Linked DNA regions of Homo sapiens: region 2 is linked to region 1. Evidence: read pairs that join two places in POLR2A ChIA-PET (ENCODE). Cell type or tissue: PC-9. All regions are shown on one strand.

Region 1 (8,000 bases):
TTGTTTGTGTCCTCTCTTATTTCCTTGAGTAGTGGTTTGTAGTTCTCCTTGAAGTGGTCCTTCATAAGTTGTATTCTTAGGTATTTTATTCTCTTTGTAGCAATTGTGAATGGAAATTCATTTATGATTAGGCTCTCTGCTTATCTATCGTTGGTGTATAGGAATGATTGTGATTTTTGCACATTGATTTTGTATGCTGAGACTTTACTGAAGTTGCTTGTCAGCTTAAGGAGTTTTGGGGCTGAGACAATGGGGTTTTCTAAATATAGAATCATGTCATCTGCAAATAGAGACAATTTGACTTCCTCTCTTCCTATATGAATACACTTTATTTCTTTCTCTTGCCTGATTGCCCTGGCCAGAACTTCCAATACTGTGTTGAATAGGAGTGGTGGGAGAAGGCATCCTTGTCTTGTGCCAGTTTTCAAAGGGAATGCTTCCAGCTTTTGCCCATTCAGTATGATATTGGCTATGGATTTAATAGCTCTTATTATTTTGAGATATGTTCCATCAATAACTAGTTTATTGAGAGTTTTTAACATGAACCAAATCTACCTGTTTTCTTGTGGACCAGAGACCCTGTATTTTGCCTTTTCCAGAGGATAAACACCTAGTCTTCTGCCAAGAAGGGAGGACTGTCACCTGGCTGGTGCTTAAAGAGGACTTTGAACTTGTTTTAGCTTCACATATATCCCACTTTAAGAATCAATTCCTTGGAATGTGTGTTTTTCAGAATATTGCCATCTACCTATTGCTAGCATAAGATTCTGCTTCTCCACGGCTGTTTAATCAGTTACCAATCTATATCTGCTTTTCAACTTCCAAAATTTTACTGTGATTGTCTCCTGCTCCATTCTCTTAATCCTTGTGATTTATGCTTCTAAAATACATTTTAATGTCAGTTTATTGGATTTTTAAGAGGGAGTGAGAGTGCAATCTGACATTTTTATCCAGAAGTCAATGTTTTTCTTAGTTTACAAGGAATTCAATGCATGTAAAGAACATTAAAACTTTGTCCTTATTGTCATAAACATTTTTAGTGTCTCTTTCATTTTAATTAAGATATTTTTCTATGCCAAAGATTTTATGTTTCTATGGTAAAATTTATCACTTCTGCTCTTTCAAACTTAATCTAATTTTAGGCTTAGAAATTCTTCCTACATCTAATAAATAATAAATATTGCCTTATTAAAAAGTACTGTGTAGCTAATAAATAAGATAAAATCATCTTATTAAAAAGTATTGTGTTACTAAGATTTTTAAAATTTAAGCATTGAATTCACCTGGAATTTATTTAGGTATATGTTGTAAAGTTAGGTTTTAAATTTATTTTTTTCTCCCTAACAGCCAATTTCCTCCACATCATTTGTTGATTAAATTCATTCCTCATTGCGAATCATGATTTTATTCATCACATATTAAGTTCTTTTATACCCTGGGATTTATCTTTTTCTGGGCTGCTATTTTTTCCATTAATCTCTTTGTTATGTCTTCAATTAATACTGCACTGTTTTAAAATTAATAACTTTGTAGTGGACTTCATCTGGTTGGGTATGATTTTCCTCATTATCCTTTCCTTTAAAATTTTTCTAAATTATTTTCATTTTCTATTCTTCTACATTAATTTGAAATGAATTTTATTAGATAAAACAATCTCATTGGGATTTTGATTGAAATTGTATTACAATTATAAATTAACGTGATAATTGGCACCTTCATAATACTGAATTTTTCTTTCATAGAACATGGTATATGTCTCATTTATTCAAGTTACCATTTTGTCTTCTATTTGAATTTTGTAAAAAAAATTATCCTAAGTTAATCTAGAATGCAGCTGTATCCTCATTAATATTTTATAAGCATACCCAATAGTTTTCATTTGCTTCTTACAGAAAATTCTTCCCCTAAGTCTTCAGAGCAGGGAAACCTTTCCCTTCTTGTTGCAGGATTTTATACGGCCCTGAATCCTGCAGGGTTTTCCATTTATTTATCATTTAACCAGGAGGGATCTATCTAGTCAACGGTGCCTAACATGCAAGGTGACTAGAATGTCCTTCATCCCCCAGCCATCTGGCTGATGCCCTATTCCAACTGCTGGTATTTCAGTCTATGCTAAAGAGTCATTAAAAAAAAAAAAAAAGAGTCATTTGCAGTTCCTCTTTGGGCAGTGTGATTTTGTAAAGACCACTCACTTCCTTCATCATGAACAGTTTTGACCACTTTTATCCTCTCCACTCATTTATATTTCTTGTTAAGTGATTAAAAAATTCAGAGTTCTGGAATTCTCCTCGTTTCTTGTCTTACAAGCCAAGACTGTCATCTCTGAAAGAATGTAGCCTGGTGTGGACCCTGGACCACCTGCCTTAGCATCATCTGAAGTGCTAGTTAGAAACACACCTTTTCAACTAATCACAACCAGCTATATATTTCTTTGTTCCTTCTCTGCTCCCACTGCTTCACTTGACTACAAAATAAATGCAAAAAACAAAAACACAGCTTTTGGCTAGCTGTGGTGGCTCGTGCCTATAATTCTAGTACTTTGGGAGGCCAAGGTGGGAGGATCACTTGAGCCCAGGAGTTCAAGACCAGCCTGAGCAACATAGTGAGATCCCACCTCTACAAAAATAAAAGTAAAAAAAAAAAAAACAAACAAACCTGGGCATGGTGTTTTGCACCTGTAGTCCCAGCTAGTTGGGGGGCTGAGGCAGGAGGATTGCTTGAGCTCAGAAGGTCGAGGCTGTAGTGAGCTATATGAAGTACAGCAAGGCTGTACTTCAGCTTGGGTGACAGAATGCAATCCTATCTCCAAAACAAAACAAAAACAAAAACCAAACCAAAGATGCATTTTTCTGGGTGCTCTTCCAGACCTACTAAAAGGTCAGAACCTCTCAGGGTTCTGGACATTTTAACAGAATCCCCAGATGATTCTTATGCACATTAATATTAGGGAATCAAGAGAGGCAATGATAGAGTGGGAAGGTGGGGAGTCAGATGATGGCCTACTGTTTTTCACAGCGATGTAGCCATGGACTTCGATGGATAATTGATAAGGTCACCTGGCAAGTTCTGGTTTAGAGGGTAAAGCATGTGGCAGATAATCAAGAATATTTTCCTCAATCAATCTCATCAATGAGATAATTAGTAGCAATTATGCCTGAACCTTGGTTTTTGCCTAAGAGTGCAGCTGTAAATTTTCATGCATTCCCCACGTGTTCTAATGAAATCTGGAGGAAGCATATCTGACATAATTAGTCACTCTCCAAGTTACCCTGAGAGCACCCCATCTCCTTCAGTTAATGCAACCCCCTGCTGTCCTTTATCAGGCCTTGGTGACCTCCTTGAGGCCTGCAGATCCAACCAGGGCAGTTGAATAGGCTTCACTCTGTGTCCTCCCAGAGGCCCTCCAGATCTAAGTGGGCTTATTTGCAGTTGATATCCTCATACCTCATTCCTGTAGAGTGGGGAGAAACAAGGGGAAACTGTTGCTGATAAAGTGGTGAAGAGGAAAATCTCAGGTCGACTCCATGATTCACTTTAAATGAGGTGGGGCAGCAGCCTGAACACAGGGGCCCAGCCCAATACCTCATCTGTTCCCCCTTCCTGTAAGATAATAACAGTACGGGTGATGCATGAATGAGCAACGTATGACTTACAAAACATGTAATGCTCACTACACCATTTGAGGCAGGTTTGATTATTCAGCTTATGGTACAGAGGAAGAAACTCAGGCGTAGACAGATTAAGTGACTCACCTGTTTCCCATTCCATCGTGTTTGCTAAGTGTCTCAGTCTGCTCAAAAGACAATAGACTGGGTAGCTGAAACAACAGAAATGTTATTACAGTTCTGGCGGGTGGAAGTCTGAGATCAGGGTGCCCGCATGGTCGGGCTCTGGTGAGGGCCCGCTATTGGCTTGCAGACAGCCACCTTCTGTGCTGTGTCCTTACATGGCAGGGGTGGGGAGGGGAAAAGAGTTTCTTCTTATAAGGGCACTGATCCCATCACGAGGGCGTCACCATCCTGACCTCATGTAAACTTAAATAGCTCCCAAAGGCCCCACTTCCAAATAACATCCTACTGGGGGTTAAGGCTTCAACATAAGAATTTTGGGGGGATACAGACATTTGGTCCATAGCATTAAGTGACTTATACTTCCCCCAGAGGTGAGCAGTTTTGGTGTATTTGAAAATGGAGGCAATGTTAGTATCGTATTCTGGGAGCAACCCAGGGCATCTGTCTTCTAGGAGAAGATTCCTTGTAGGTCAGGGAATCCCTGGATCTTTGTAACCGGAAGGCTTTGAATGCTGTCAGTTCCCTGTAGGCACGACCTCCACCCTTGATGCTGTAGCATTAGTGAGTCCTGAAACCGAGGTACTTGCAGCCTTTATCCTCATGCCACATGATTTCCTGCCACGCGTGGACACTGGGACTCCCCCATAGTTCTTGCATTCAAGGAGATGAGAGTCTTAAAAGGGGAATTAGAGAAGTGAATAAATAATTAAAACCAGCATGGTCATATTATTACATTCTAAGTGATGTGGTAGCAGGAGAAAGGGGTAGTTAACTTTCTTAGGAAGCCAGCAAGGCTGTGGCACTTGACAAATGATAACCAGCTGGAGGTGGAAGTCAGGGTTGGGAGGAGTCACTGAGAGCAGAGGCAGTCATGCTCACATTTATGGAATACCTGTTATGTTTCTGGCATGATGGATACTATGAGGGGCAAAGTCAGACATGGTCCCTTTGACATCTCAGGCCTGAAGCAGGATATTCTAAAGCAGGATATTTCCCTGACCCCTTCGCGGGACTCACAGCAGCGGTGCCTCAGTTACTCAGCCCACTGCTTTCAACTCCTCATGGGAGGAAGCATGCGAGCAAATGAGATGGGAACTGGAGTAATGAGTGGTGGAACCAGCTGGCTGCTTCAGTACCGGCAGGAACAAACTCCATGTGGGCCCCGCAGCAACATCTAGGTGGAGGTGCCTGTGACCCCCAAAGTCCCAGAGGGCATGGTACAGTGCTCTTTTAGCTGTGCCATCCACAGACAGCTTAAGTGTTAACAGCTCAGTGGACCCTCTGCCTTTTTGTGTGAGGCAGCTGCCCTCCACCTGTGAGGACAAAGGGTCGGTGTGACAGCCTTTTGTATCCACACTTGTGGCTCCTGAGCTCTTGTCCAGCTTCCAGGAAAAATGAGGTCGCACGAATGCATTGAAGGATAGTAAATGCAGGGGATTTTATTGCTGATGAAAATGGCTGCCAGCGGGAAGGGGAGCTGAAAAGGGGACTGGGGGTGGGGGTAGGTAATCTTCCCCTGAAGTCCAGCTGTCTCTGGCTGGATTCTTCTCTGAAGTTATGCCATCAGTTTGTCCCTCTGAAGTCAAGCCGTTTCTCTCCAACATCCAGCCACAGTCTCCGCTCCTCTCCGACTGAGTCTGGGGTTTTTATAGGCACAGGATGGGGTGGGGTGGGGCCATGGGTAGTTTAGGAAAAGGCAACATTCAAGCAGGAAAACGGGATAGAAGTTCTCACGTTGGGCCGCAGTTCCAGGTTTTTGGCTTGAGGGTGGGGTTTTCACCAGGGACCTGCCCTTTTCTGCCTAGAATTTCTCTGCCTCCTGTCCCCATCAGTTCCTTATCTCCATCATCCTAAACTGGGACAGTCTTTTCTGTTACATGATTGCAAAGCACTGTATAACTTCCTTTTACAGCACTTAATCAGAGTTTGTTATTAGTTATTGTTATTGTCCTTCCTCACTAGACAGGAAACCTCTGTCACAGGGATCGTGTCTGACTTTGCTCCTATACCTGAAATGTAGGGCACACCTCCCAGACAGCAGACAGATTCATAATTTTAAAATAAAAAATATACACACACGTATACACATTTATACACATATACATAGTGGCACCGTTGTGTTCCAACCCCATGTGCACAATGTAATGTTCTCCATTCTCTTGTGGAGACTTGTGGGTCTAGATTTGTGACTCTAGACCAGCTGTTCTCATGGATGGCTGTACATTAGATGTACCTGAGGAGCTTTAGGCAATCCCCATGCTGGGTCCATAACCAGACAAGCCCACGGACTTGCCTGGTCAATGCCCAGGCATCACTCATCCTAATGTTCACCAGGCCACAAAGTCCATTTCAGCAGCAAAACTCTTTCATAAACTATATTTTCTTCACATAAAATGTGCTCTTTCTCAAGAATCATCCTTTATGCTTTCTTCATGAAGCACTGATTCAAAAATACCCTTGTAGTATTCAGAAAAAGTACCTGGACTAGGTGGGCCACAGTGACAAATGCAGTCAAGATGCCACGGTCCCTCTGTCCCACCTTCCTACCCCCAAATTCTAATGTCCAAAGCTGGCAGGCTCGGGAAGCCTTGAGAGCCTCTGACCCTCTAGTAAGAGGGGTGGCTGGAGGTTGACTTACCAGGTTGCCTTGACCTCAGTGGGAAGGCAGGGAGGGCAGGCACTGCTAGATGTTCTCACAGAGGCCAAAGTGAGAAGCCCAGCAGGAGTGAGGAGGGCTGGGCTGGGAACATGCCCTGACGAAGGACATATCTTATTGTCCTGCGATAAGAAGGAGCCTGAAGGTCTTGGATTGCTCTTGGTTTCTGAAGACACAAAAGAATCTGACAATCCAGATTTTAAGCTGTGTAGCTCTTGATAGTGGGGTAATCGATTGCTGGGCATTGCACGTGTGGGAGCTCCGCTGTGGGCCTGGGACCTGGGAAGGGTTCTCTGGGGCTGAGGTAGAGAACGGCACCCACTAGGTATGTTCACTGAGCTCCATGCCATCCCCAGATTCTTTCTCAGGGCCTGACTCCTTCCTCCTGGGTTTGGATCTCCAGGCCCAGGTGTGGGTCTGGGTGCCTCCCTGCCTCCCTCTCCTCCCTGTCCAAAGTTTGATAGGGCTCATAGGTCTGCCTTGAACCTTGATAGGATCTCTCTGCAACTGAGAACAGAGGGGTCATGGTTTGCTTCTAAATTGGACTAGGCCGGGCACAGTGGCTCACACCTGTAATCCCAGCACTTTGGGAGGCCAAGACGGGTGGATCACCTGAGGTCAGGAGTTCGAGACTAGCCTGGCCAACATGGTGAAACCCCATCTCTACTAAAAATACAAAAAATAGCTGAGCCTGGTAGTGAGCGCCTGTAATCCCAGCTACTCAGTAGGCTGAGGCACGAGAATCGCTTGAACCCAGGAGGCGGAGGTGGCAGTGAGCTGAGACTGTGCCATTGGACTCCAGCCTGGGCAACAAGAGAAAAACTCCATCTAAAAAAAATAAACACATAATAAATAAATAAATAAATTGGACTAGGACTTGGGATTGAAGGCCCTCCTTGGGGCCACTGACAGGCCAGTGCTAGAGGACCTCATGGGTAACTGCATCCTTTCCCTCCCTCCAGGCTGCCCATTCCCCAGGGAGGTACGTTTGCTTTTGTGGTAATTTCTCTGGCCATGCTCTCCCTTCCCTCCTGGAATTGCCCTGAGTGGACACTCAGTGCCAGCCAGGTGAACACCAACTTTCCAGAATTCACTGAGAAATGGCAGAAGAGGATCCAAGAGGTAACAGAGCAAGGGGGATGGCTGGGAGCAGGAGAGGTGTCTGCAACAGGGACTCTGAGTGCATTCATTCATTCAACATTCATTATCCAACTTCCTGCCAGGCAAGATCCTGGACTTTAAGATACTGCGGTAGATGAGACAGAGAAGGATTCTGCCCTCACAGAGCTAACGTTCTAGTGGACATGTGTGGTAAGGTAGGGTGGAGAGAGAAAGACGCTAATAAGCAAATGGAAAAGGCAAATTTCAGTGAGTTATAAGTGCAATGAAGAAAATAAAACAGAATGATGAGCAAGAGAGGGACTGAGCTGCTCAATGGAAAGGATGGAGAGTGAAAATGGGTGTTCTTGGAAACACTCCTGCGTATATTAAGGAGGAAGAGCTCAAGCATTCCTCCAGCCAGTCCCAGGAAGTAGGGCAGTGAGTAGTACTCC
Region 2 (8,000 bases), 150 kb before region 1:
TTATGGAAACTTTTAAGATGCTATACAATACCAAAGTGTGCATGTGTGTGTGTGTCTGTGTGTGTGTGTGTCTGTGTGTGTATTTCATATCTATAAATAGCTTTCAATTATGTATAATTACAGTGTATATATAACTTTGGTTGTATAGTATATACTTAGGAGTATTATTTCTGTGTAACTGTATTCAGTGGACTTGCACTAGCTACATATTTAAGTTATTAAAAATTCATCTATTAGATTGGCAAAAAATTAAAGGGTTAATTAAATATAGTAATCATTTCAAAATTTTATAAAAGTACTGTTATGTACTATAGTTAAGTGTATACAGCATATTTTTCTTTTTTTGACTTTTTTATTGTGGCAAAATATATGTAACATATTTACCATTTTAACCATTTTCAAATGTACAGTTCAGTGGCATTAAGTACATTCACATTGTTATTTAACTATCACCACTGTCTGTTTCCAGAAATTTTTTCAGCATCTCAAACAGAAACTCTGTTAAATTAAGTAATAACTCCCCATTCTTCTCCCCCAGCCCCCTAGTAACCTTTATTCCACTTTCTGTATCTTTGAATTTGTCTATTCTAGATACCTCATAAAAGTGAGATCAGGCTGGTCATGGTGGCTCATGCCTGTAATCCCAGCACTTTGGGAGCCTGAGGTGGGAGGATCACTTGAGCCCGGAGTTCAAGACCAGCCTTTGCAACACAGGGAGACCCCATCTATATAGATATTTAAAAAATTAGCTGGGTGTGGTGGTGCACACCTGTGGTTCCAGCTACTCAGGTGGCTGAGGTGGGAGGATTTGCTTTATAAAGCCCAGCATTTTGAGGCTGCAGTGAGCTATGATCCCACCACTCACTGCACTGTAGCCTGGGTGAGAGAGTGAGACTGTGTCTCAAAAACAAGAAACCAAAAGTGAAAACATAAAATATTTGTCCTCTTGTTACTGGCTTATTTCACTTAAAGCATAGTGTTTTCAGGGTTCATTCATGTTGTAGCATGTATCAGAATTTGATTCCTTTTGTGACTGAATATAGTCTTTTTTTATTATTATACAACATTTTATTTAAAAAAATTATTTTCATAGAATACATTTTCACATTAGAGATTCCCATTGTGCGAAAATAACAATTTATTACTTATAGTTTTATATTTGTGGACAGATTGTTTTAGAACAAGTAGAACACATTTGAGAAATAAATCTAAGTTTACAATTGGTAATATTTTGATACGTCTACAAGGGGAAACTTGCCCTTAAATGGAACTTCTCTATATTCAGAAGCACTCCAAGCATTTCTCCCTAGGATTTAGAAATTTATAATGTGAGATATCAGCACTTCCTAATTTTAAAATTTCCCTGGTATATGTAACCATCAGTAGGTGGTATCTACTGACTAGAGAGGGAAGTTTTCGAAAATTAATCACTGTCTAATTTTCTACAAAGTTTTTATTCATGAATTAAGAGTATTTCCCTTTGTCCATTATTCCCAGGGCAAATATGGAAGTTTGATCATATACTAATAGTAATAAAGCTGGATTCTCTTTAAGAGATTGATAAATTAAAAGGCAAAAGCTCATATATCATGTTTAGCTATACTGTGAGTCTTATAAGAAGCTGGGAGGCAACCCCATTAACTCACCAGAATACAGAACTCAGTCTCACAATTTCTTAGATATAGTTCCTCTCAAACCTTTTCCTCAAAGATTAAATTCTGAAAATAACCTTGTGATTAAGAGAAGAAGGCTGTCCACCAACAGACTTATCTGTTATTTCTTCCTTATTGTGAGCTTAATGGCATGACAAGCAGAGGCAAAGAGGCTTACATCAGTTCTTCAAAGTATGAAGTCAAAAAGGTCAGAGCTTCCACAGCATGGCAACAGCTTTGCAGATGCCCACATCGTGATAGTTGAAATAGCAAAGCCCAGCAAAGGTTAAAGCTGAAAGTGCCAAAAGCCCTGCCTTGGCAGCTTTCTGCGAGGCATCCCCATGAACATAGTCAGTAACAACTTGTCCAAGGCCCCAGTGACCATGAAGAGTGAGGGTCGCAGCCAGGGAATAGCCCATCGCAGAGCAAGGATTCAAACAAGCAGCCGGAAGCAGACCCAGGAGCAAAACACTGAAAACCTTCTTGCTAGTCCAGTGGAGAGATGCAGCCTTGGAACCAGAATGGTGGCTCGGTGACAAGTGTATGTGCTGTACTCCACATCATTCTGGGATAGGTCGGTCCTGAAGAAATGCTGAGATATAAGCAGGTCTGACCACTGGCGTTCACAGCAACAGAGCTCGACCTCCTTGGGCACTGCAAAGGGCACTCAGCCTCCAGAGAACCGCCATCTCGTTCCTGAGGATGACTGAATATATTCTAATATTCCATGGTATGGATATACCACATTTTGTGTATGCCTCCATTGATGGACACTTGGATTACTTTCCATTTTTTGGCTATTGTCAAAAATACTGTTAGGAACACTGGTGCACAAGTATCTGTTCAAGTCCTTTCAGTTCTTTGAATATACACCTAGGAGTGAAATTGCTGGGTCATACACTAATTCTAAGTTTAATAACCACCAAACTATTTTCTGTAGTGTCTGTACTACCTTACATTCTCGTGTATTATTATTATTATTATTATTATTATTATTTTTTGAAACAGGGTTTCACTGTCTCCCCCAGGCTGGAGTGCAGCAGTGCCACATCACGGCTCACTGCAGCCTCTCCCTCCTGGCTCAGGTGATCCTCCTACCTCGGCCTCCTGAGTAGCTAAGACTACAGGTGTGCACTACCACACCCGGCTCATTTTTGTAGAGATGGGGTTTCATCATGTTGCCCAGGCTGGTCTCGAACCCCTGGGCTCAAACGATTTGCCTGCCTCAGCCTCCCAAAGTGCTAGGACTGTGAGTGTGAGCCATTGTGTCCAGCCTCTCATGTATTCTTACACATATGTTTTGAACAGGACCCTAAACACAAAACCATGTATACAGCAACACTTTATAAGTGATAAGACACTTTCAAACATAATTTTGACTGTATGATTTTTATTTTGTGTACTTACTACATGGTATGTGAGATTTTTGGTGATGCAGGAGCATTATTACACATGTCACAGTTACTAGTTACAGTTGATGTAGAGAACAAGAACTCAAGTAATAAGGTAAAAATTTGCCATAGAGTTTAACTTTTTAAAAAGTAATGTCGTTTTATTCTTTGGGCATTTGCACTCCACTTCCAAGTATACATAGCTCCAACATCAGTAATCGTGACTTCTGTCTTACCATGTTGGAAAGGGCGTGAGTTTTGAAGTTGGGTCCTGTTTTTGAATTGTATCTTTAACACTCTAGCTTCAGTTTCATATTTTATAAAGGATATAGTGTGTTCTTACCAAGTCACTGTGAGGATTGGATCATGTATATGAAAAGGCTTTTTTTTTTTTTTGTGACAGGATCTTGCCCTGTTGCCCAGGCTGGAGTGCAGTGGTGTGATCTAGGCTCACTGAAACCTCTGCTTCCTGGACTCCAGCAATCTTCCCACCCCAGCCTCCCAAGTAGCTGGGACTACAGGCATGTGCCACCAACCCAGCTAATTTTTTTTTTTTTTTTTTGGTAGAGATAGGGTTTCGCCATGGTGCCCAGGCAGGTCTTGAACTTTTGGCCTCAAGAGATCCATCTGCCTTGGCCTCCAAAAGTGCTGGGGTTACAGGTGTGAGCCAGCGTGCCTGCAGAATTGTTGTTGAGACAGGGTTTCACTCTATCACCCAGGCTAGAGTACAGTGGCGTGAACATGGCTCACTACAGCCGCGACCTCCTTTGGTCAAGCAATCCTCCTGCCTCAGTCTCCCAAGTAGCTGGAACCACAGGCACACAACACCATACTTGGCTAATTTTAAAAATTTTTCATAGAGACAAGGTCTCCTTGTGTTGCCCAGGCTGGTCTTGAACTCCTGGCCTCAAGTAGTCCTGCTGCCTTGGCCACCCAAGGTGCTGGGATTACAGGTGTAAGCCACTGTTTATGGCTAAAAATGAATATTTTTTTTCCCTGCCAAATTAATTCTAAGGACTCCTGCACCCCACTCAGGAAATCATTGGCTTTTCTTGCCCTTTTCATTTAAAAAGATATTTCTATGTCTTGTAACATTTTAAATCTTATTATTTGAATGCATTGTTTTATTTTATTTTACTTATTTATTTTTGAAACGAAGTTTTTGCTCTTGTTGCCCAGGCTGCAGTGCAGTGGCACAATCTCGGCTCACTGCAACCTCCGCCTCCTGTGTTCAAGCAATTCTCCTTTTTCAGCCTCCCAAATAGCTGGGATTACAGGCATGCACCAACACGCTCGGCTAATTTTTTTGTATTTTTAGTAGAGACGGGGTTTCACCATGTTGGCCAGGCTGGTCTCGAACTCCTGACCTCAGGTGATCCGCCCGCCTTGGCCTCCCAAAGTGCTGGGATTTACAGGCATGAGCCACCGCGCCGCCCTGTTTAGTTTTAATTTTAATATTAGTTGTCTGGCTTATTAAGTAAAATTATTCTCTAAATGAAAATTTGGGCAAGGGTATTTTGGAGAGTCGATTTCAAAGCTTATTTTAAAAGCTTAGTTCAGAGGGGTACTATAATACATTTAGGAAATTGCTCTGTACTTGAAATTCCCTAAAAGTTTGTGTTTCTTCATTGTTCAGATGAGTACATCAAATTCTTTTGGATTTCTTATCCAAGATCATATAGTTACTTTGTGAAAGAGGTGAGTCAGTCAACTCTTTGACCTTGTATTGCAGTGTTCTACCACATCAGACTACCCTCCTCCTACCTTTTACCATTTATGAGATTACTTTTGGCAGCTGGCTTCTGTGGCTTCTCTCCATGGTGCTAGAGGTGCACAAATGTACTTACTTTTGTATTAACTATCTAAAGGATTTCTTTCTCCTTTGTCCCTTTTTTGTTCCTCTAAACCTCCCCCTAAACTGAAAGATACATACTCTTGTAAACTTTTTTAAAATTAAAAAACAGAAACAATCAAAAAGCAAAACATCAGTATATCATTTTTTATTTATGGTAATTTACCTTCTAGAAAGCTTTTCTATTCATAAGCCCCAATGTATTGCTTCCTTCCCAACATTCCATAAATTATTTCACTAAAACTCTAATAACCTGTAGTTAAAGAAATGATATCTTAGAATCAAAGGTATTAGAAGTGTAGATAGCACCATTTGATTATTTCAGTTTACTTTTCTGTTATTGGAACCGATATTTGAGTCTGTGTTTTCTACAGGTACAGTTTTGGGATGTTTAAAGTTGGGGGACCTATTAGAAGTCAGCTTTAAACTCCTAACTGTATATATGCTGAAAACTGATAGTGGCAAATCTGGGCATTTCTTTTTTTTTTTTTTAATTTTATTTTGAAATAATTATAGATTCACAAGAAGACACTATTTCGTTGTATTTTTCTTCTAATTATTAGCAAAAGTGAGAAGTAATTTAATTTTTCTAAAGGAAATGAAAACAATTTTCCTCTTTTTTTAAAGGGCCATTTGAATTGTGAAAAAATACATTTTTTTTTGCAGCATTTAGATAATATGGATTTTTCTTTAAAAAATTAGTAGTCTCCTACCTCCGTTTTGTCTTTTGTGAAATAACAACATTTTGGTGTCTAAACGTCCATGTGTTTATTTTCTTAGCGAAACAAATATATATGCATACAGGGTTTATATGTTTTAATGAAAGTAATTGTATGTTCATACTTGCTGTTCTTTAAAAAGTATAACTAGAATAGACATTCTGATCAACATACCTTATGTTATATCATATTTACTTAATGATTGTCCTATTAATGGACAGATGGACAGTATACTGTTTGCAGTTTTCTACTCTTTTTTTTTTTTTTGAGACGGAGTCTCTCTCTGTCACCAGGCTGGAGTGCAATGATCTCGGCTCGCTGCCACCTCCGCCTCCTGGGTTCAAGCAGTTCTCTTGCTTCAGCCTCCCAAGTAGCTGGGAATACAGGCATGTGCCACCACGCCCAGCTAATTTTTGTATTTTTAGTAGAGACGGGATTTCACCATGTTGGCCAGGATGTCTTGCTCTCTTGACCTCGTGATTCACCTGCCTCGGCCTCTCCAAGTGCTGGGATTATAGGCGTGAGCCACTGCACCCGGCCTGCAGTTTTCTACTCTTATATTGCTGTAGAACATAGCCAAACACTTGGCTATGTTGGTGTCACTATTTATGTAGAATAGGTTCTTAGTTAGGAGGTGGTATAAGGGAGTTGTTAAGAGCACAGCTTATCTAGGGCTAAAACTTCCTAGAAGGAATCCAGGCTATACTAATAAGTGTGTAACTTAAGGCAAAATAATGTGTTCCCATTTCCTCTTTTGAAAGAGGCGCTAGATCATTGATCCTCTCTACTTCTCTACTTTGGGTGAAAACTAACTTCTTTGACAGGCTGATGGGGTAAAAAAAAAAAAAAAGTTACCTGGCTGTTAACTAAAGATTGATCATTTTTTCATGTATTTTAATCACTTGTAATTCTTCTGTGAACTGCTTATCATTTTCTTGTCTCTTTTTTTTTTTTTTTTAACTTGTCTGTGTCTTACTGCTTTGTAGGATTTCTTTATATATTCTGGACATTAGCTTTTCATTATATGTAGCAAATGTATCTTTTACTCTGATGCTTACTTTTAATTTTATTTATGTTTTCTTCTTTCCATGTTGCTAAGTTGATTGTCTCCTTTTATGGCTTCTGAATTTTTGTTTTGCTTATGAAGACCTTCTATATCCCAAGATTTTTAAAAAAATCTGTTTTTTTTTTCTTTAACACTTCAATAATTTATTGATCACTAGATCATTTGGGATTTTTTAAAATTGCAGTATTAGATTATATACTATTTTTTATTCAAATGGATAGCCCAGTGTCCCATCACTGTTTATAAAATGGTCCAGCCTTCCCATCTTTAGTTATACATTTTAGCAAATATTAAAACCTCATAAATTCATGAGTCTGTTTCTAGATTTTTCTGATTTTGAGACAGGGTCTCTGTCACCCATGCTGGAGTGTGGTGGCACAGTTATAGCTCACTGCAGCCTTGAACTCCTGGGCTCAAGCGATGCTCCTGCTTCAAGCCTCCCAAGTAGCTGGGACTACAGTGTGCGCCACCATGCCCAGCTAATTTTAAAATTTGTTATAGACATGAGGGCTTTGCTATGTTGTGCTGGTCTTGAACTCCTGGCTGGAGCTGAACTCCTGCCCTCAAGCAGTCCTCCTGCCTTGGCCTCTCAAAGTGCTGGGATTACAGTCATGAGCTGCTGTACCCAGCTATATCTAGATTCTTTAGTTTCTTTGCTCTTTTGTCTAATTTTATACTAATAGGAAATTATTTAAATTACTGTAGCTTTATAGTATAATTTAGTATGTGACAGGGCAAATTCCCACTTTTTTCCCCAGAAGCTTCAAAATGATTCTCATGCATTTATTCTTGTATGTAACCTTTAGGATCAGTTTGTCCAATTATGTAAAAAATTACCACCGTGATTTTGGTGGGGATTACTATAGAATTATAGATTAGTTTGCAGGCTATCAGATTTTAACTTAAAGTAGTGATTTCAAGCTAACCTTTTAATCTAACAGTGGCTTTAGCCTAAGATATTACCTAAAAATTTAAAACTCCCTATAATCTAAAAAGTTATATTATTTAACTTTTCAAAAAGTGTTTGTGATATGAAGGTCTATTTCTTCCCTTCTTTCTTCCTGTTTATTATAGGCTTTTTGTAGTATTACCATAGGAATACTTTTGTTTAATACGTGTTTCTCAGAAGTTTTCATTAGCATGTTATTACATAATTAGTTGTATTGTTAAGGTCTATGGTTCTATGGCATCCGAGTTTTTCTGAGTTTTAGCCTATGTTTCTCTGTGTCAAGAGTTTGATGTTAACATGTAACTATAGATGATTGAAGTATCTTGTTTTCATTCGATTTGTTTTATAAATTGTGACAAACTTTAGAATAG

Evidence for each region. Peaks named below come from ENCODE experiments on the same cell type or tissue, not always from the same donor. Only the 100,000 strongest peaks of a DNase experiment are listed, where the experiment ranks them.
Region 2: POLR2A ChIA-PET joins it to region 1 with 8 read pairs; 1 of 35 experiments calls an interaction of 5 or more read pairs at or near these places.

The regions. Positions count from the first base shown.
Region 1 is chr7:135,287,807-135,295,806 of GRCh38, reverse strand. All of the region lies in intron 3 of LOC107984123 (a long non-coding RNA gene), which reads left to right. It also overlaps the pseudogene SLC23A4P. Among named protein-coding and RNA genes, the nearest start is that of STRA8, 58 kb to the right of the region's middle. In PC-9, no CTCF peak of the experiment used is centred here; a DNase peak (open chromatin) is centred at 3,746; H3K27ac peaks cover 906 bases.
Region 2 is chr7:135,438,794-135,446,793 of GRCh38, reverse strand. The region is part of intron 1 of CNOT4 (CCR4-NOT transcription complex subunit 4); the gene reads left to right. It also overlaps the pseudogene SDHDP2. Among named protein-coding and RNA genes, the nearest start is that of CNOT4, 67 kb to the left of the region's middle. In PC-9, no CTCF peak of the experiment used is centred here; a DNase peak (open chromatin) is centred at 4,813.